Regions from separate parts of the Homo sapiens genome. Here region 2 is linked to region 1. A link is an interaction called in ENCODE POLR2A ChIA-PET data of the cell type or tissue named here. Cell type or tissue: MCF 10A. All regions are shown on one strand. Links, peaks and the distances in the headings refer to the core of each region. The heading gives the core; the rest is flanking DNA.

Region 1 (10,498 bases), core at 1,107-9,106:
TAAATTGTCTCTACCTCTGTTCAGTGATGCTGTATGGAAAATGAAAACTGTAGTTCAGTCAGTGGATTTGACTTACCTGTGGGTGAAAAAGATTCTTATGACATCAGATAAAGTCACTGCCTTAATCTCATAGTCTTGAGAAAAGTATTTTCTTTTAAAATCAATGTAGGAATGAAAATTCCACTTATGACTGCTAATTTGCTTCTGTTTCACTAGAAAGCACTTTGATATTAGAAATCATTGTCTGTGCATCTCCCACACGCTTTAGTACAGGGCCTCATTAAACATTTATTACATGAGAAGAGGAATAATTTGGAATAATAATTCCTTTATACTGCAAATAAGCATGGTGATCATTCAGAATTATCTAGGATGTCCAAACAAGTATTACCGCAAAATTTTTTTTTTTTTTGAGATGGAGTTTCACTCTTGTTGCCCAGGCTGGAGTGCAATGGCAAGATCTTGGCTCACTGCAACCTCCGTTTCCTGGGTTCAAGCAATTCTCCTGCCTCAGACTCATGAGTAGCTGGGAGTACAGGCACCCGCCACCATGCCCGGCTAATTTTTTGTATTTTTAGGAGACACGGGGTTTCACCATGTTGGCCAGGCTGGTCTCGAACTCCTGACATCAGGTGATCCACCCACCTCGGCCTCCCAAAGTGCTGGGATTACAGGTGTGAGCCACCGCACCCGGCCTATTACCACAAAATTTTAAGTTGAATTCAAATGGTTTATAATTTCTTTAGAAAGTCACTCAGCTGGAAACATTCTAAATGTCCAACAGTGGGGAATGGTTAACTAAATTCCACTGGTAAATTGTTAACTAACTGTATACATGCAATGTTATGCAGTCTTTACCACTGGTTTTTGAAGAACATTTTATGATGTGGTTAATTGTTTTTATAATAATTGAAGAAAGACTGTAAAATGGAAGGTGAAATAATAATTAAAGATAATCATAACCAGAGCTAACAGTATTGAGCACCTACAGTGAGCCAGTCACCATTGCTTTGCATGGGCACCATGAGGGATACACTGAGTTGTGTATGTGCAAAACAAGCTGCAATGCACGGGAGGAGGAATTTCTGCTTAACTTTCCTATTTAGTATAGTTAGTACTTTCTGTGTCTTTGGGCCACAGTATACCTGGCCTTTGGTAAATTTTCAGGCTAAATGTAAGAATCTGACTTTCAACTCCACCCTCCTTGAGTACAGGAGTGGGCAAGGTAAATCCAAGCAAAGCTTAGCCTCTGGATTGAACCTCTGATAATCAGATTTGTCCATGGGACAACCAAATTTCTCATTTGTTTACAACTCATTTATATACTTTGGTTTTTCCTTGCTTTGAGCTTAGTTGGCATGTGTGTTTGGGAGAGCAAGCTTGCTTCTTTGCTTGCTTGCTTTGTGAAATATACATACAAACAGGTACAGAAAATGATTATTTACAGTTTAAAGAATAGTAGCTTTGAATACTTCAGTGCTAGCCACCCAGGTTAAGAAAGAAACATTACCAGTGCCTTAGAAACCCCCATGGAATGTCCCTTTCCTAGCAAATCTCCCTTCATTCCCACTGCCACTCTTAGTATTAATAATTCCTTTGTTTTCTGTAAAGCTTTACTGTCATTTTGTAGCTTTCTTTATAGTTTTGATTAGGATGCATTCATATATCAAGAATATAGGGCCATTTGAACACTTTCTGAATTTTTAATAATATTGATGAATTGGTGTAAATTTTAAAAATTGGAATAGTAGTGTTTTGGCATGTATAACAAATCTTTATCTTTTAAAGATACATGCTGAGTAATAATGGATGAAATTAGGACATCTGGGATTTTCTTGAAAGTAATCTTGGGGAGGGAAGAAATACGTAGGGATACAGATAAAATACAAAATGAATTGATAATCCGTGGGTGCACGAGGTTAATTATATTATTCTCTTTATTTTTGCATATGCTTGAAATTTTCCCTAATAAAAAATTAATAATATGTATTCTTATGACTTCAATTTTATACTCAATATTATTATGTTAAGATTAATCTACCTTAATGTATGCAACTATAATTTCACTGCCACACTGTGTGCTTTCTCTGGTGCATAATATTCCAGTGCATAAAAAATACTACAAGCTATTGATTCATTCTATATGACATTTGAATTATTTATAGTTTTTTTGCTATCATGAATAGTAATAGTGTATAAAATGCTGTAGGTGTCTCCTGATGTATACGTACAAGAAGAGTTTCTCTAGGTGTACTTGCTGGGTCACTGGGAATGTGCATGTTCATCTTTACCAGGTAATGTCAAACCTTTCTCTTATTAGCAGGGGAGGAGAGTTCCACAGCCTGAAAAACACTTAGCATTGAGCAATGTGCTAGTTAAAGAAGAGGCTAAGCTGTTATAATAAAGAGAACCCCCCAAACAGTGACTTTAAACTAGAGAGATTTTTTTCTTTCTCGGGTAACAGACTGGAGATGTCCAATCCAGGCCAGCAGGACATCTTTGCCCCATTATTAAGTTTCCTTCCATCTTGTGGTTCTGCCATTACCTAGATAAATGAACTTGTCTACTCTTTGAAACCAGATTTTAAGTATTTCAGTGTTTCAGCTTGTAGGAAGGAAAATCAGCCTTAAGGAGCACATGTCCACGGTTTTCAAACCCAGCCCTTACTAGTACACATAATTTCCACTTACTTAACCAGTGGGAACTTAGTTACATGGCCACATCTTGCTGCAAGGGAAGCTGGGAAATATAGTCTCTCTGGATGGCCCTGTTTCTAATTATAACTTGATGGTCACAGCATGAAAGAAGAGATTTTGGTGAACAAGCAGCAGTCAACATGAAAAATGGTGTTTTTTTTTTTTTTTTTTTTTTTTTTTTTTTTGAGGGAGAGTCTCACTCTATCAGCCAGGCTAGGGTGCAGTGGCACCATCTCTATGGCTCACTGCAACCTCCACCTCCCAAGTTCAGGCAATTCTCATGCCTCAGCTTCCCAAGTAGGGACTACAGGCGTGCACCACCACACCCGGCTGATTTTTGTATTTTTTAGTAGAGACGGAGTTCCACCATGTTGCCCAGGCTGGTCTTGAACTCCTGGGCTCAAGTGATTGCCCTCCTTGGCCTTCCAAAGTGCTGGGATTACAGGCGTGAGCCACCATGCCCAGCCAGAATTATTTTCTCTTCCTTTTTATTTTTAATTTTTGTGGGTACACAGTAGGTGTGTATATCTTATTGATTTGTGAGTTTTGTTTTGTTTTAGTATGTTCGTGATGTTAGTCTCTTGCCAGTTATATCTGTTGCAAATATCTGCTCCCAGTCTGTAGCTTGTGTTTTCACTTTTAAAAAGATCCTCTAGGCTGGGCTTGGTGGCTCATGCCTGTAATCCCAGCACTTTGGGAAGCTGAGGCAGGTGGATCACCTGAGGTCAGGAATTTGAGATCAGCCTGGCCAACATGGCGAAACGCCATCTCTACTAAAAATACAAAAATTAGCTGGGCATGGTGGCAGGCGCTGGTAATCCCAGCTCCTTGGGAGGCTGAGGCAGGAGAATCATCTCAACCCAGGAGGTGGGGATGAGCCAAGATCGCACCATTGCACTCCAGCCTGGGCAACAAGAGCGAAACTCCGTCTCTAAATAAATAAATAAATAAATAAATAAATAAATAAATAAATAAAAAGATCCTCTTAATAAATAGAAGTTGTTCATTTTTAATCTGTTCACATGTATCAATTATTTATATTTGGTGTTTAAATAATCCTTCCCCACTCTAAAGTCAGGAAGATACCTGTCTGTGTCATCTTCTAAATGTTGTAAAATTTTGCTTTCGGCGTATGTTTTTAATTCATCTGAAGTTTTTTATTTTGTGTGAGCTAGGAATTTTGTTAAAGTTCTTTTCATTTAAATGACCTTTCTTGGGTTCCATGTGCTAATAGTCTTTTTGAAGAAATGATATGCTAGCTGCTTCTGTTTTGATGAAAGTTTCACATACGCAAAACTCTATTTTTGGACACTCTATTGTGTTCCGTTGGTTAATTTATTCTTGCACCAATACCAATCACACTATCTTAACTACTATAGCTTTGTAATAAGTCTTTATGTCTGGTAAGCTAAATCTTCCTTCTGTCTTCTTTTTCAGAAGTATCTTCTGATCTTGCTCCTTTCTCTTCCAAGTAAATTTTAGAATTAGTTGGCCTTCCATTGAAAACACATTGGCATTTTGATTGGAATTGCGTGAAATTATAAATCAGTTAGGGAAGAATTGGCATCTATATATTAGTTCTTCCTACCTGTGAATATGAGTATTCCTCCATTTATTTAGTTGTTTTAAAATATCTTTGTGTAAAGTTTTATGCTTTTGATATTTTTGTTTAGATTTATATCAGGATGCTATTTTTATGACTAATGTTCATGAGATCTCTTTCAAGAGTGTTTTCTACTTTCTATTATGCAGAAATGCAATTTACTGCTTTTTTTTTTTTTGAGATGGAGTTTCGCTTACCCAGGCTGGAGTGCACTGGCGTGATCTCGGCCCACTGCAACCTCCGCCTCCTGGGTTCAAGCGATTCTCTTGCCTCAGCCTCCCAAGTAGCTAAGATTACAGGCATGCTCCACCACGCCCAGCTAATTTTGTATTTTTAGTAGAGATGGGATTTCTCCATGTTGGCCAGGCTGGTCTCGAACTCCCGACCTCAGATGATTCACCCACCTTGGCCTCCCAAAGTGCTGGGATTACAGGTGTGAGCCACCACACCTGGTCTGCAATTTACTTTTTTTTTTTGAGACGAAGTCTTGCTCTGTCACCCAGGCTGGAGTGCAGTGGCATGGTCTCGGCTCACTGCAACCTCCGCCTCCCATGTTTAAGCAATTCTCCTGCCTCAGCCTCCAAAGTAGCTGGTATTACAGGTGTGCACCACCATACCTGGCAACTTTTTTTGTATTTTTAGTAAAGACAGGGTTTCACCATGTTGGCCAGGCTGATCTCAAACTCCAGACATCAAGTGATCCACCCGCCTTGGCCTCCCAAAGTGCTGGGATTACAGGCATGAGCCACCGTGCCTGGCTGCAGTTTACTTTTACATAGCCACTTTGCTAGTCTGCTATTTCAAAGAATTTTTTCCCTTGTTTGGTAAAAAAAACACTCATTATTTATAAATAAAGATGATTTTATTTTCTCATTTATAAGCCCTATGGATTTATTTTTCTTATATTTTTGCCCTAGGCAGAATTTCCAGTACAAAATTAGTGAAAGTGCCAACCTTGGCATTCTTGTTTTCCATTGAGAAAGGAATGCTTTCAGGCCCCTCCTCCCTTGAAGAATGATGGTTGTTTTCAGTTTATTATAGATACTCTTTAATAGGTAAAGTGCAAATCTTTTGTATTCTTTGCTTACTTGAAGTTTTAATCATTAATAGGTGGTTGAATGTTACCTTCTTTTTCTTTTTGAATCTGTTGATATTATGTTTTTTCTTCTTTACTCTGTTAATGTGATGAGTAATATTTATAGATTTCCTAATATTTAACCTTCTTTGCATTAAGGCTATCTTCGTTGTATTTTGTGTGTGGTGTGTGTGTGTGTGTGTGTGTCTGTCTGTCTGTATACACCGTTGGATTCAGTTTGCTAATATCTAGTATTTTTGTCTTTAAATTCTTGGGAAAAAAACAGACCTATGATTTTACTTTTTAATAATGTCGCTGTCTATGTTTTTTTTTTGGAGGGGAGGGTGGGGAGATGGGGCTTCACTTTGCTGCCCAGGCTGGTCTTGAATTCCTGGACTCAGAGAATTCCTGGGCTCAAACAATCCTCCTGCCTCGGCCTTTCAAAGTGCTGGGATTACAGGCATAGAGCCATCAAGCCTGACCACGAATCTGTTATACTAGCCTCACAGCGTGAGTGAGGCTATTTTGTGGAAGATTTTGAAACTTTGAAATATTTCTTTCATTGAGAGTTCAGTAGAACTGTTTATCTGAGTCTAATTAGTTTCCTTGTATGAATAATTTTTAAACTGCTAATCAGTAGTTAATCATTTTATTAGTTACAGGATTATTTGTGCTGTGTATTTCTTCTCATGTCAGTTTTGATAAATTATACTTTTCTTTTTTTGAGATGGAGTTTCGCTCTTGTTGCCAGGCTGGAGTGCAATGGCGCAATCTGCTCACTACAACCTCTGCCTCCTGGGTTCAAGCGATTCTCCTGCCTCAACCTCCCAAGTAGCTGGGTTTACGGGTGCGTGCCACCATGCCCAGCTAATTTTTGTATTTTTAGTAGAGACAGGGTTTTGCCATGTTGGCCTGGCTGGTCTGGAACTCCTGACCTCAGGTGATCCACCCGCCTCGGCCTCCCAAAGTGCTGGGATTACAGGCGTGAGCCACTGTGCCTGGCCGATAAATTATATTTTTCTAGAAATGTATTCATTCTGTATAAGATTTAAAATGTATTGAAATAATACTGATGATAGTATTCTCTTATTTTAAAAACATAGGCTGATCTGTAATGAATTAAAAATATATTATTTAAAAATATTTATTTTTGCCTTTTCTTGCTGAATCTTAAAGTAGTTTGTCTTTTTTGAGACGAGGTCTTACTCTGTCATCCAGGCTGGCATTCAGTGGCTCATTGCAACCGCCACCTCCCAGTTCAAGTGATTTTGGTGCCTCAGCCTCCCAAGTAGCTGGGATTACAGGTATGCACCACCATGCCTGGCTCCTGGCTAATTTTTGTATAATTAGTAGAGATGGGGTTTCACCATGTTGAACAGGCTGGTCTTGAACTCGTGGCCTCAAATGATACACTCGCCTCAGCCTCCTAAAGTGCTGGGATTACAGGTGTGAACCTCTGCACCTGGCTAGTTTATCTGTTTCTGTTGGTTTTTCTTCTCTGTTTTGTGAATTTCTGCTCTTATCTTTACTATCATCGTTTTCATTTTCATTGAATTTATTGTTCTTTACCTATTTTCTTAAGTTGAACACATAGCTCATTCTTTTTTATCCTTATTTTCTAATATAAGCACTTAAGATAATACAGTTATTTTCTATAATATAAACGCTATTACTAATATAAGTATTTAGAATGTAAGCATCTTTTAAAATGTAACACTTCTAACATAAACACCTTTTCCTCTTTTTAACATCAGCATGAAATGGAATACAATTCCTTTTCTAATATAATCATTCTTTCTAATATGACTGTTTCTTCTAATGTAAGCGTTAACCCTAAGAAAGGCATCTTTTCTTCCCTAATAAATATTCATGATAATTTTCCTTAAACTACTACCTTTGCTGCATCTCACTAGTTTTGATATGTAAAGAATTAAGTTCTAAAAATGTTTTAATTTTCATAATAATTTCTTCTTTGACTCATGAGGTGTGTGTGTGTAAATATATGGTATTTCCTTTTATTTTTCTGGGATGGGGTCTAACTGTGCTGCCCAGGCTAAAGTGCAGTGGCGTGATCTTGGTTCACTGCAACCTCTGCCTCCTGGGCTCAAGCAGTCCTCCCACCTCAGCCTCCTGAGTAGGTCGCTGGGACCACAAGCATGCACCACCACACCTGGCTAATTTTTTGTATTTTTGGTAGAGACAGGGTTTCACCATGTTGCTCAGGCTTGTCTCAAACTCCTGAGCTCAAGCAATTTGCCTGCCTTGGACTCCCAAAGTGCTGGGATTACAGGTGTGAGCCACCATGCCCAGCCTGGTATTTACATTTTTTAAACAGATACATAAGACTATTTTATTTTTTCCTTTTAATATAATTACATTATGAACTGAGAGTAATAGTGTTTGAAATTAGTTGGAGGTTGTTTCCCCTTTTTCTGTTTTCTGCAGGAGTTCATGTTAGATTGGAATTATCTGACTCTTAAATGTTTAGTAGAACTCATCTGCAAAGTCATCTGGGTCTCACATTTTCATCAAGGAGAAAAAAATCTCATTGTGTTCAAATTTTCTGATTAACTGACATAAAATTGTTTACAGCATCCTTTTATCGTCTTAATCTCTGCATTATTTTCAATTAGGCCTCTTTTCTGTTAATAACAAATGTCTGTGTATATATTCTCTCTTTTTTCATTGATTGACTTGCCAGAAGTATGTTTATTAGTCTTTTCAAAGAACTAGGTTTTTGCTTTATTGATTTACTGTATTGTATTTTCTGTTTCATTAGTTTATCCTATTATACTCTTCCTTTTTCTTCATTTCTCTCTTTCTTGCCCTCTTTTTTTTTTTTAAAGAGAAAGGGTCTCGCTTTGTTGCCCAGACTGGAGTGCAGTGCTTTTCACAGGTGTAATCATTGTGCATTATAGCCTGGAACTCCTGGGCTCAAGTAATGCTCTCACTTCAGCCTCTTGAGTAACTGGGAGTGCAGGCGCAGACCGCCAAGCCTGGCCCTTTTACTTTTCTCATGGGTCTTTATTTGCTGAACCTTTTTAAGGTTTGTATTTATTTTCTCAGTTATTATTTTTAAAGTTTTTTATTTAATTTCTCAGTTATTATTTTTCTTTTCTGATATAAAAATAAAAGGTTGTAAAATTTCCTCTAAGTACTGCTTTACCTGCATTCTGTAATTTTTTTTTTTTTTTAATAGAGACAGGGATTCACTATGTTACCAAGGCTGGTCTTGAACTCCTGAGCTCAAGCAATCTGCCCAGCTTAGCCTCACAAAGGGATGGTAGGCATATATATATATATATTTTTTTTTTTTTTTGAGGCAAAGTCTTGCTCTGTTGCCCAGGCTGGAGTGCAGTGGCACATTCTCAGCTTACTGCAACCTCCGCCTCCCAGGATCAAGCGATTCTCATACCTCAACCTCTGGAGTAGCTAGGATTATAGGCACCCACCACCATACCCACCAATTTTAGTATTTTCAGTAGAGACAGGGTTTCACCATGTTAGCCAGGCTGGCCTTGAACTCCTGACCTCAAGTGATCTGCCTGCCTCTGCCTCCCAAAGTGCTAGGAATACAGGCATGAACCACTGCACCCAGCCAGGCATAAATTTTTATATGTAGTGTTTTTATCTTTCAGCTCTGTGTATTTTCTAATTTCCATGATTATTATTTCTGTGACTCATGACCTGTTTAAAAATATGTTTTAGGCCAGGAGTGGTGGCTTATTCCGTAATCCCAACACTTTGGGAGGCTGAGATGGGTCAATTGCTTGAGTCCAGGAATTTGAAACCAGCCTGGGCAACATAGTGAGGCACTGTCTCTATAAAAAATTTAAAAATTGGCCTGGCGCAGTGGCTCACGCCTGTAATCCCAGCACTTTGGGAGGATGAGGTGGGTGGATCACCTGAGGTCAGGAGTTTGAGACCAGCCTGGCCGACATGGTAAACCCCGTCTCTGCTAATAACACAAAAATTAGCCAGGTGTGGTGGCGCATGCCTGTAATCCCAGCTACTCAGGAGGCTGAGGCAGGAGAACTGCTTGAACCCAGGAGGAGGAGGTTGCAGTGAGCCGAGATCACGCCACTGCATTCTAGTCTGGGCGATGAGTGAAACTCCATCTCAAAAAAAATTTATACACACACACCTCATGAGTCAAAGAAGAAATTATTATGAAAATTAAAACATTTTTAGAACTTAATTCTTTACATATCAAAACTAGTGAGATGCAGCAAAGGTAGTAGTTTAAGGAAAATTATCCCTTGTGATTCTTTCCTACTCCAAGGCTGGCTGTGGAGACCTATGACACTAGGCCCTGCGGGGGAGGTGCCACCCTGCAGGCTTTTTGGTGTCACAGCCAACTTGGCACAAGACGAGCATTTACAAACATTCCAGCAGTTCTTAAAGCATTAGATGTCACAGTTACTGGACTGTCATTTCTGACTCCCTTCTCAGTTGGTCTGTGGAAGACATGGACTTTTGCCCTTGACTTTTATTATTCTGAAGGTGCGGCTTATGCAAACAGCTCCTTCTCACAGACCTCCAGCAACTAAGATAGAACAAAGGTGTCTGCTTATCTTAAGTCAGACCTTTTTCACTTCTGAAGATATCCAGATTTTAGTCTGGCTGTGAAATTAGCATGTTTTCACCAGTGGAATTCAGCTTTGGAACAGTATTTACCAAGGAGAAGGAGCAGGAAGACATCCGTTTGCTCATCTTGTTTTACATATGTAATGGCGCTGTGTATTTCTTTTGATGTCTTCTCAATGCCGTTCACAAAGTTTTCTTTGAAAGTGATGGCTTTATCCTTCTGCTCATATTGATTACCACAGTTCAAGTACCATTTAGTTGAATTATAATCCTCAAGCACCAGGGGAGATTCCAGAACTCAGTGAATGAGAGATTTGATCATTGCTGCAGGACTGAGTTCTGCCCATTCCCTGTTCTTAGAGGAGAGGTAGGGAAAAAGAGCACCTTTTTAGAAACTTGCACTAGAAAAGGCGAGGAATGTTTTCTTTGGCTGACCCCAGGGCTTGATTAATTTGCTCACCATTTCTTTGGCTGTGACAAGTTTTCACTTTTATTTACTTCATGACAGACAGTGGAGACATTGCTTGATAATGATGC
Region 2 (10,498 bases), core at 1,462-9,461, 280 kb after region 1:
ACACACCCAGGAGTAACACTTTGCATCCTTCAATCCAATCAAGTTGACACTCAGTATTAACCATCACAAGTCTACCCCTTGTCAACTTGAACCCATAAACATCTCCTGAGATCGTACATAATCTTCAAATAAAAACAATAATGTCATAATTACGCCTAACATGATACAACTGTCCTTTCCTATAACCGGAAACACACCAATCCCCAACCCAAATGCTATTACATAAAGTTAACAATACTTAAATGCTGATAGGAAGTCAATATAATCTTATGTCACATGCTAAAGGAAAAAGGAAATAAAATGAAGATATTTTCCTAGTACAAGTGTATACATGCACAAACATGTTTTTAACGAAAGAAGGAAATACTCATGACAATTACAGTCCCTGTTTCCACGTGGTCATAGCTGGTATTGATGACTACCTTCTACTACCCATTCCGTATTCCCTTTGCCTTCAGCAAGCACCTCAGCAGGTCGTGGTTGTTGTTGTTGTTGTTGTTGTTGTTGTTGTTTTCCTGGCGGAGTGACCCAAACCTTCATTCCTGAAGGGTCTGGGCCATTTGTAGTCCTGCCTGGATTGGGCTATTGTAGTTTCCCATTGACCTTAATCACAGAGCGTGGTAATACTAAGAAACGCCCTAATGGATCTCCTGTATTCCATGCACACTCTTTTTTACCTGCATCGTGGAGTAGTCGACTGATTTCATCTTGATAGTCTGAGTCAGTCACCTTAGCCAACACTGTAACTCCCTTCTTAGTCTGTTGCCTTAAAGGTAGGAGGAGCCCAAAGTGTCCAGGTGGCAATCTTAACTCAATGGCATTGTTGCTGTGTCTCCTGGTGGCACATTCCTCCCTCTGGAACTGAGACCTCTAGGCCAGCAGAACATAATGTCGCGGGAACAGGAAGTAAAAATGTTGCTAGGGGGTCACTAGGGATAATGATGAATGGTGCCACTTCCACTTCCACCTCTTGATTCCTGGACCCGTGAATCCTGGCTATGGGAGAAACTGCACCATGTATTGGACACAGATTCAGAGCATACACAGCCTTCTGGGGAACTTTGCCCCAGCCCTGCAAAGTATTGTCACCTAGTTGGTGTTGCAATTGTGACATCACAAGACCAATCCACCATTCTGTCAATCCAGCTGCTTCAGGATGATAGGGAGCATGGTAAGACCCATGAATTCCATGAGCATGAGCCCACTGCCACTCTTCTTTAGCCATAAAGTAAGTGCCTTGGTCAGAGGTAATGCTGTGTGGAATACCATCATGGTGGATAAGGCATTCCATGAGTCACAGATGGTAGTCTTGGCAGAAGCATTGTGTGCAGGATAGGCAAACCCATATCCGGAGTAACTGTCTATTCCAGTGAGGACAAACCTCTGCCCTTTTCATGATGGAAGAGGTCCAGTGTAATCAACCTGCCACCAGGTAGCTGGCTGATCACCCTGAGGAATGGTGCCATATCGAGGGCTGTGTTGGCTTCTGCTGCTGGCAAATTGAGCACTAAGCAGTGGCCATAGCCAGGTCAGCCTTGGTGAGTGGAAGTCCATGTTGCTGAGCCCATGAGTAACCTCCATCCCTGCCACTATGGCCACTTTGTTCATGGGCCCATTGAGCAAGAACAGGGGTGGCTGGGGAAAGAGGCTGAATGGTGTCCACAGAATGGCTCATCCTATCCACTTGATTATCAAAATCCTCCTCTGCTGAGGTCACCCGTTGGTGAGTACTCACATGGTATACAAATATCTTCACAGTTTTTGACCACTCAGAGAGGTCCATCCACATACCTCTTCCACAAATTTGTCACCAATTTTGCAATCATACTTCTTCTAAGTCCCTGACCATCCAGCCAAACCATTGGCTACAGTCCACGAATCAGTGTATAATCACACATCTGGCCATTCCTCCTTCCATGCAAAGTGCACAGCCAGGTGCACTGCTCGAAGTTCTGCCCACTGGGAAAGATTCCCTTCACCACTGTCCTTCAGGGATGTCCTAGAAAGGGGCTGTAGTGCTGCAGCTGTCCACTTTCGGGTGGTGCCTGCATATCATGCAGAACCGTCTGTGAACCAGGCCCTAGTCTTCTCTTCCTCTGTCAAGTGATCATAGGGAACTCCCCATGAGGCCATCAGTGCAGCCTGGGCATTTGAGCCACTTCCTCATGTAACTTATGCCTTCAGGAGTTGCATGAGCTCGATCACATATATACCACTTCCATTTGATGATGGAATGCTGCTGTGCACGACCCGCTTTATGGCTAGATGTGTCAGAAAGCACCCAGTTCATAATAGGCAGTTCAGGTTGCATGGTGACTTGATGACCCATGGTCAAACGTTCAGTTTCCACCAAAGCCCAGTAACAGGCCAAGAGCTGTCTCTCAAAAGGAGAGTAGTTGGCCAGGCGCAGTGGCTCATGCCTGTAATCCCAGCACTTTGGGAAGCCAAGGCGGGTAGATCACGAGGTCAGGAGTTCAAGACCAGCCTGACCAATATGGTGAAACCCGATCTCTACTAAAAATGCAAAAATTAGCCAAGTGTGGTGGCACACGCCTGTAGTCCCAACTACTCGGGAGGTTGAGGCAGAAGAATCATTTGAACCAGAGAGGTGACGTTGCAGTGAGCCAAGATCACGCCACTGCACTCCAGCCTGGGTGACAGACAGAGACTCCATCTCAAAAAGAAAAGGAGAGCAGTTATCTGCAGAAGAAGGCAGGGCCTTGCTCCAAAATCCTAGAGGCCTCCGCTGTGATTCACCTATGGGGGCCTGCCAAAGGCTCTAAACAGCATCCCTATCTGCCACTGACACCTCAAGCACCATTGGATCTGATGGGTCATATGGCCCAAGTGGCAGAGCAGCTTGCACAGCAGCCTGGACCTGTTGCAGAGCCTTCTCCTGTTCTGGACCCCACTCAAAACTGGCAGCCTTTTGAGTCACTCGATAAATGGGCCAGAGTAACACACCCAAAAGAGGAACGTGTTGCCTCCAAAATCCAAATAGGCCCACTAGGCGTTGTGCCTCTTTCTTGTTTGCAGGAGGGGCCAAACGCAGCAACTTATCCTTCATCTTAGAAGGAATATCTTGATAGGCCCCACACCACTGGACCTCTAAAAATTTTACTGAGGTAGAAGGTCCCTGAATTTTAGTCAGATTTATTTCCCATCCTCTAGCACACAAATGTCTCACCAATAAGTCCAGTGTGTTTGCTACTTCTTGCTCACTGGATCCAGTCAGCATAATGTCATCAATGTAATGGACCAGTGTAATATCTTGCGGAAGCAAAAAGCAATCAAGGTCTCTCCGAGTAAGATTATGACACAAAGCCAGAGAGTTGCTATACCCCTGAGGTAGGACAGTAAAGGTATATTGCTGGCCTTGCCAGCTGAAAGCAAATTACTTCTGGTGGGCCTTATGGACAAGAATGGAGAAAAAGGCATTTTCCAAGTCAGTGGCTCCAATCCACATACCAGGAGATGTGTTAATTTGCTCAAGCAATGAAACCACATCTGGTACAGCAGCTGCACTTGGAGTCACCACTTGGTTAAGCTTACAATAATCCACTGTCATTCTCCAGAATCCATCTGTCTTCTGCACAGGCCAAATGGGAGAGTTGAATGAGGATGTGGTGGGAATCACCACCCCTGCATCTTTCAAGTCCTTGATGGTGGCATTAATCTCTACAGTCCCTCCAGGGATGCAATATTGTTTTTAATTTACTATTTTTCTAGGTAAAGCCTGCTCTAATGGCTTCCATTTGGCCTTTCCCACCATAATAGCCCCCACCCTACCAGTCCAGAGCCAATGTGGGGGTTCTGCCAGCTGCTAAGTATGTCTGTGCCAATTATGCATTCTGGCACTGGGGAAATGACCACAGGAGAAGTCTGGGGACCCATTAGACTCACTGTAAGTCAGACCTGAGCTAAAACTCCATTAATTACCTGACCTCCACAAGCCACTACTTTAACTGGAGCACCACAACGACATTTTGGGTCCCCTGGAATCAGTGTCAGCTCAGAGCCAGTGTCCATTAGTCCCCAAAATGTCTGATCATTTCCCTTTCCCCATTACACAGTTACCCTGGTAAAAGGCTGGAGGTCCCCTTGGGGAAGGATGGGATAAAGATTCACTGCATAAATTGTCAGTAATATAGCGGGGTCCTTCCTCAAAGGGACCTGGCCTCCTCTTCATTCAAGGGGTTCTGGGTCTGTAAACTGGGTCAAGTCTGGAAATTGATTGAGGGGCCATGATTCTCTGTTTTCATAATTCAAATTAGTCTTTTGTCCATCCAACCTAGAAGTTTTCTGCTTGTGTAAATTAAGTAGGAATGCAGTAGGCTTCCTATCAATTTCACTTTTAGGAACAACGTGATTAATTAGCCAATGCCAGAGTTCTACACGAGTCAGACTATTCTGCTTGCTGCTTTGCCTCTGCTGTGCATTACTGTAGCTATGCCCACCTTGCCTTTGATGATTGAGTGTCGCCTTGCCTTTGATGATTGAGTGTTGCCACTTGGCTCCTGCTACCTTGGGATCCAATTATCTCCATTGTATTTAAATTTTGTAGTTGAGTGACTGTGGTTCCCACCGTTAGATCTGACATACAGAGAACAGCAATTACAGGGCTCTTCAAAGATGCAAGTGCTGGCCAAGTGCGGTGGCTCATGCCTATAATCTCAGCACTTTGGGAGGCCAAGGCAGGCAGATCACGGGGTCAGGAGATTGAGACCATCCTGGCTAACATGGTGAAACCCCGTCTCTACTAAAAATCTAAAAAATTAGCTGGGAGTGGTGGTGGGTGCCTGTAGTCCCAGCTACTTGGGAGGCTGAGGCAGGAGAATGGCGTGAACCCGGGAGGCAGAGCTTGCAGTGAGCCAAGATTGCGCCACTGCACTCTAGCCTGAGCGACACAGCAAGACTCCATCTCAAAAAAAAAAAAAAAGATGCAAGTGCTGCTCTCACAAATCTGTTTTGCAAGGCATTGGTCAAGGACTCTCCCAGCTGGGATGAGTAAGTCTAAAGTGACTAATCCACTCCACCATCCCAATCTCCCTAAGCCTTTGGATCCCTTCCTCTACATTAAACCAAGGGAGAGCAGGCATTTTCAGCTCACTCACAGTGCTCACAGTGGGCCATCTTTCAATCCATATTTCAGTTAACCAAGCAAATAAACTATTAGAACCTTTTTTAACTCCCCGAGCTGCAACATTAAATGCAGAGCTCCTACTTAATGGGCCCAAATCAATAAATTCAGCCTGATCTGACTCTATGTTCCATCTACCATTATCCCACACCATTAATATCCATTCCCATGCCTGTTATCCAGATTTCTATTTATATAAATTAGAAAACTCAAGCAGTTCTTTTCTAGTGTGGCACACCTCTTCATGGGTCACACTCTCAACCTCACCTCCAGGGGCCTGCCGGGATATTAGTCTAGTTACAGGTCTAGAAGCAAACAGAAGTGTTGGAGGTGGCTCCTGAGGAGAGTCAACATTATCTTGCCTGGCAGCTGCCTCATGGGAGGCCATCACCATTGCCTCAGGCAGCACAGGGTTTATCTCCTCAGACAAAGGTGGAAAGGCTGATGGCAGCATGGGTCAGGGAGGGGATGTTGCCGCTACTGGGGATAGGGAAGCTGTTTCTTCTGGCAAAAAAGGTTCATCAGGGTTTACAAACTCAGTGCCCCCAGCTTCATCAGGGTCCTCCCACACATCCCCATTCCAAGTTGCAGGGTCCCATTCTTTTCTAATCAATGCCCTCACTTTAACAGTAGACACCTGGTGAGGCTGTGCATGTATCTTTCATTGCAGGTCAGCGACTTGCATAAGAACTCGTGTCTGGTTCTCCATAATTTTAGTTCTTTATCTGTGGGAGATAAGACTCACACTCAGGGCAGTCTTAGCAGATTTGAGGTTCAGTATCTGCTTCTGAAGCCAGGAGATAGAATCCTTGAGTTCATCATTTTTTTTCATCACTTTGTCCACTGAACTTAGGAACAACCAACCAGCTTCACTATGTTCCTTGGTTCTCTACATAATACTCCATACAAATGTATTATGTACGGAGTCACTAAACTCCTTGCCTCTCACGAGCGATGAATCAGGAGTGTCAAATGCACGTATTTTGCATAACTCTCTAAACAGTTCACACCAAGAACTATCAGTGTTCTCCATCCTATTAGAAGTAAAGTCCTTAGTATTTTTTGGTCTAATCATATAAAGCAGAAGCCCCAAAATCAATGAAAGAACTCCATCCTTAATATTCTGTCCCTCTAGAACCACTCCTGGTACCAAAACCTGTATTAGTCAGGGCTCTCTGGAGGTACAGAATTAATGGAATACATATACATATAAAGGTGAGTTTATTATTAACTCACACAATCACAAGGTCCCACAATAAGCCGTCTGCAGGCTGAGGAGCAAGGAGTCGGTCCAAGTTCCAAAACTGAAGAACTTGGAGTCTGATGTTTAAGAGCAGGAAGCATCCAGCATGGGAGAAAGATGTAGGCTGGGAGGCTAGGCCAGTCTAACCTTTTCACGTTCTTCTGTTTGCTTTATATTCGCTGGCATCTGATTAGATGGTGCCCATCCAGATTAGGGGTAGGTCTGCCTTCCCCAGCCCACTAACTCCAATGTTAATGTCCTTTGGCAACACCCTCACAGATACACCCAGGATTAATACTTCGCATCCTTCAATCAAGTTGACACTCAGTATTAACCATCACACTAAGAGTGGTGGTGCATGTCTGCAATCCCAGGTACTTTGGAAGCTGAGGCGAGAGAGTTGCTTGAGCCCAGGAGTTGGAGGCTGCAGTGAGTTATGATTGTCTTACTGCACTCCAGCCAGGGTGACAGACCAAGACCCTGTCTCCAAATATATGTATGTTTATAATCAGTGAGAAAAGAGGTTAATAGATTCAGGGATTACCATTTGAATAATCTAAAAGGCAACTTCCAGCTATCACTGAAGTTTAAAAACTAAGTAGATTTCAAAAAAGAGTGAATGAGAAATGAATGAAACATGGAAAAGGATTAAAGATGGGTTATTTTTAATAAAAAGTACCCAAGGAATCCGGCCCCAATATGACAAATGTCCAAGCTATTTTGAGTGTTCTAACTAAAAAGAATTTTGGATAGCAAATTAGATTGTGAGAAGTTTAATGTGTTTTTTAAAAATTAACGCAATTTTAAGTGTACAGCAACTTCTCAGCAAAAATCAAAAAGGCTTTGACTGTTTTATTTTTTTCTGTTTAGAGTGCTATGCAAGGCCCTTTGAGGCATACTTACAACCAGCAATATTTTACTATAGCTGAATTTAATGATTTGAGAAACTTATAACATCACTGCTTATAATAAGCAGGTGAAACATAATTTGGGTTAGAGAGACAGGGATTTAGGTGCTTGGAGGTAGGAAGGCATATAAGGTCTGTTTAACCCTTTGACTTCTAGAATCAGGAAATTTTTTAAATTGTAAATTATAAAAACAGGCCAGGCACAGTGACTCATGCCTGTAATCCCAGCACTTTGGGAGGCTGAGGCGCATGGATCACTTGAGGTCAGCAGTTTGAGACCAGCCTGGCCAACATGGTGAAACCCTGTCTCTACAAAAAATAAAAAAATTAGCTGGGCATGGTGGCAGGCATCTGTAATCTGAGTTACTCGGGTGGCTGAGGCATGAGAATCACTTGAACCCAGGAGGCGGAGGTCGCAGTGAGCCGAGATCACAGTATTGCATTGCATTCCAGCCTAGGTGACACAGTGAGACTCCGTCTCAAAAAAAAAAAAATGTAAATTATAAAAACAAAAACTCAACAGATGACTAGGCTCTGCACATGTCTCTGAGGTAAATACTTGTAAAAAAAAAAATCCATATGTTTAGCCACAAATGGAAATCACATATGAAAGTAATAACTTGAAAAGTGATGTCACCCTCGTAAAATGTCTTCCAGATTTGTTTTTTATCTTTCCATCTTTAGCCTTCAGATTTTCCCATGGGGACAAGTGAGCATGCCATCAAGGTGTTCATTAAAAAAATGCAGATTATTTTATTAAGCAAATTAATGGAATGCCTAATGGAGATTTTTCAAAAGACTACCACATCCATACATAATCATCGTGTCTTGGTTTATTCATTATTGGAGACAGTGATTTAATATCAGGATCTTAGATTATTCATTTAGCAAATCTTTATTGAGCATTTACTGTATGCCATGTCTCACACTAGGTTTTATGCAAACAAAATTAAACAATAGCCGCAGCCTCAAAGTGCTCACATTCAATCTAGTCATGGAAATGAATAGGGAAATCAGTTACCATTAAACCGTGCCATGAGGGGTATGCTCCAGATGAGTGGGAGAAGCCCTGGGAATATGTCAGGAAGAGATATTTCAGTCACCAGGGCAGTGGTTCTCCACCATCTCACACAACACTCTGCCTTTTTCTTTCTTAATTGTGCTTAAAAAAAAAATATATATATATATATATATAAAAAATAATAAAATTGACAATCTTAACCATTTTTAAATGTATAGTTCAGAAAAGTATATTCACATTGTTGTGAAACATCTCTCCAGACTGTGTTCGTCTCACAAAACCAAAACTCTGTACACATTAAACAGCTCCCATTTCACCCTCCTCCAGTCCCTGACAACCACCATTCTACTTTTTGTTTCTATGAATTGGACTCCTTTAGTTACTGCATATAAGTGCAATCATACAGTATTTGTATTTTTTGTGACTGGCTCATTTCATTTAGTGTAATGTCCTCAAGGTTTACACATGCTGTAGCATGCGGTAGGACTTATTTCCCTTTAAGGGAAGTTTTCATAATTTAAATTTTTTTGTATGTATATACCACATTTTGTTTATCCATCTGTTGATGGGGCACACTCCACCTTTTTGAAACAAATTTATTGTAACTTCCCCCCTTTTACTATCTGAAATAAATTGACTTTTTTTTTTTTTTTTTTTTTTTGGAGATGGAGTCTCACTCTGTCACCCAGGCTGGAGTGAAGGAGTGAAGTGGCGCCATCTCGGCTCATTGCAACCTCCATCTCCTGGGTTCAAGCAATTCTCCTGCCTCAGCCTTGAGAGTAGCTGGGCGTGTGCCACCACGCCTGGCTATCTGAAATAAATTGATTGATATATCTATTTTGAAAAAATATATATAAATCTCTAAATAGAATATAAAATAAAAATAAAGGGAAATTGATATTAAAACAATTAAATGTATTTCAATTAATTACTGACTACACTAGAAGACAAATGAGGTAGTGATGCTTTCACCTACATGGTAGAGTTTCCATAAATGCAATAATTAAAAATGCATGTTGATATGAGAGTATTCAGTTAATTGAGTTAACTCAAATTCCATGAAAAGAGCTTCCATTAGTGATAATATTTCTCCAAAATGGTGAACAACCCTTGGTCATACTGTTCCAATCAAAACAAAAAATAACTTTCTAAAACAATAACATTCCTAAAAAATTTAACACCATCTAAAAAATATTTTATGTTTATATATTAGAAAAAGAGGTTCTAGGCTCAGGTTCTTAACAATTTTCACCTATATAAATGTCTGGAGGACATTCAAAAGTTGAACAAGGTGCAGGAAAATTCACTACATGTAAACTCACCAAGGCAAGATACCTAATATGTCTGACCCTGCCCATCAGCTGCCAATAATGCAGCCTTGTTATTGTGACATTAAAAACCACACACATACATCATATTACAAAAATGCCCCATAGGAGACAGTACCACTTTCAGTGAGATCCACTGGAAAACTGTATCAGGGGAAGACTTAAACTGAATTTCGAAGAACTTCTTGGAATTAGTCAAGTGTGTAGTAAGTGCTCAAAAATTTGTTGAATGAATGAATGAAGCCAGATTTTTTATTCCTATTGTATTTATTTCTTGAGAAATTATTGCAGTATCTAAATTTAAACTTTTATCATAAAAGTTGAAAAACTTGATTTGCATTTCTCTGATGGCCAGTGATGATGAGCATTTTTTCATGTGTTTCTTGGCTGCATAAATGTCTTCTTTTGAGAAGTGTCTGTTCATGTCCTTCGCCAACTTTTTGATGGGGTTGTTTGTTTTTTTCTTGTAAATTTGTTTGAGTTCATTGTAGATTCTGGATATTAGCCCTTTGTCCGATGAGTAGGTTGCGAAAATTTTCTCCCATTTTGTAGGTTGCCTGTTCACTCTGATGGTAGTTTCTTTTGCTGTGCAGAAGCTCTTTAGTTTAATTAGATCCCATTTGTCAATTTTGTCTTTTGTTGCCATTGCTTTTGGTGTTTTAGACATGAAGTCCTTGCCCATGCCTATGTCCTGAATAATAATGCCTAGGTTTTCTTCTAGGGTTTTTATGGTTTTAGGTCTAATGTTTAAGTCTTTAATCCATCTTGAATTGATTTTTGTATAAGGTGTAAGGAAGGGATCCAGTTTCAGCTTTCTCCATATGGCTAGCCAGTTTTCCCAGCACCATTTATTAAATA

Evidence for each region. ChIA-PET counts read pairs that join two places held together with the same protein. Peaks named below come from ENCODE experiments on the same cell type or tissue, not always from the same donor. Only the 100,000 strongest peaks of a DNase experiment are listed, where the experiment ranks them.
Region 2: POLR2A ChIA-PET joins it to region 1 with 7 read pairs; 3 of 35 experiments call an interaction of 5 or more read pairs at or near these places.

Annotation. Positions count from the first base shown.
Region 1 is chr12:63,852,625-63,863,122 of GRCh38, forward strand. The region is part of intron 1 of SRGAP1 (SLIT-ROBO Rho GTPase activating protein 1); the gene reads left to right. Among named protein-coding and RNA genes, the nearest start is that of SRGAP1, 13 kb to the left of the region's middle. In MCF 10A, for the core only: no CTCF peak of the experiment used is centred there; no DNase peak of the experiment used is centred there.
Region 2 is chr12:64,129,497-64,139,994 of GRCh38, forward strand. The region is part of intron 21 of SRGAP1 (SLIT-ROBO Rho GTPase activating protein 1); the gene reads left to right. It overlaps LOC105369798 (a long non-coding RNA gene), which reads right to left and starts at 1,236. Exons shown (of 2, transcript XR_945018.2): 1 at 678-1,236. In MCF 10A, for the core only: no CTCF peak of the experiment used is centred there; a DNase peak (open chromatin) is centred at 4,975.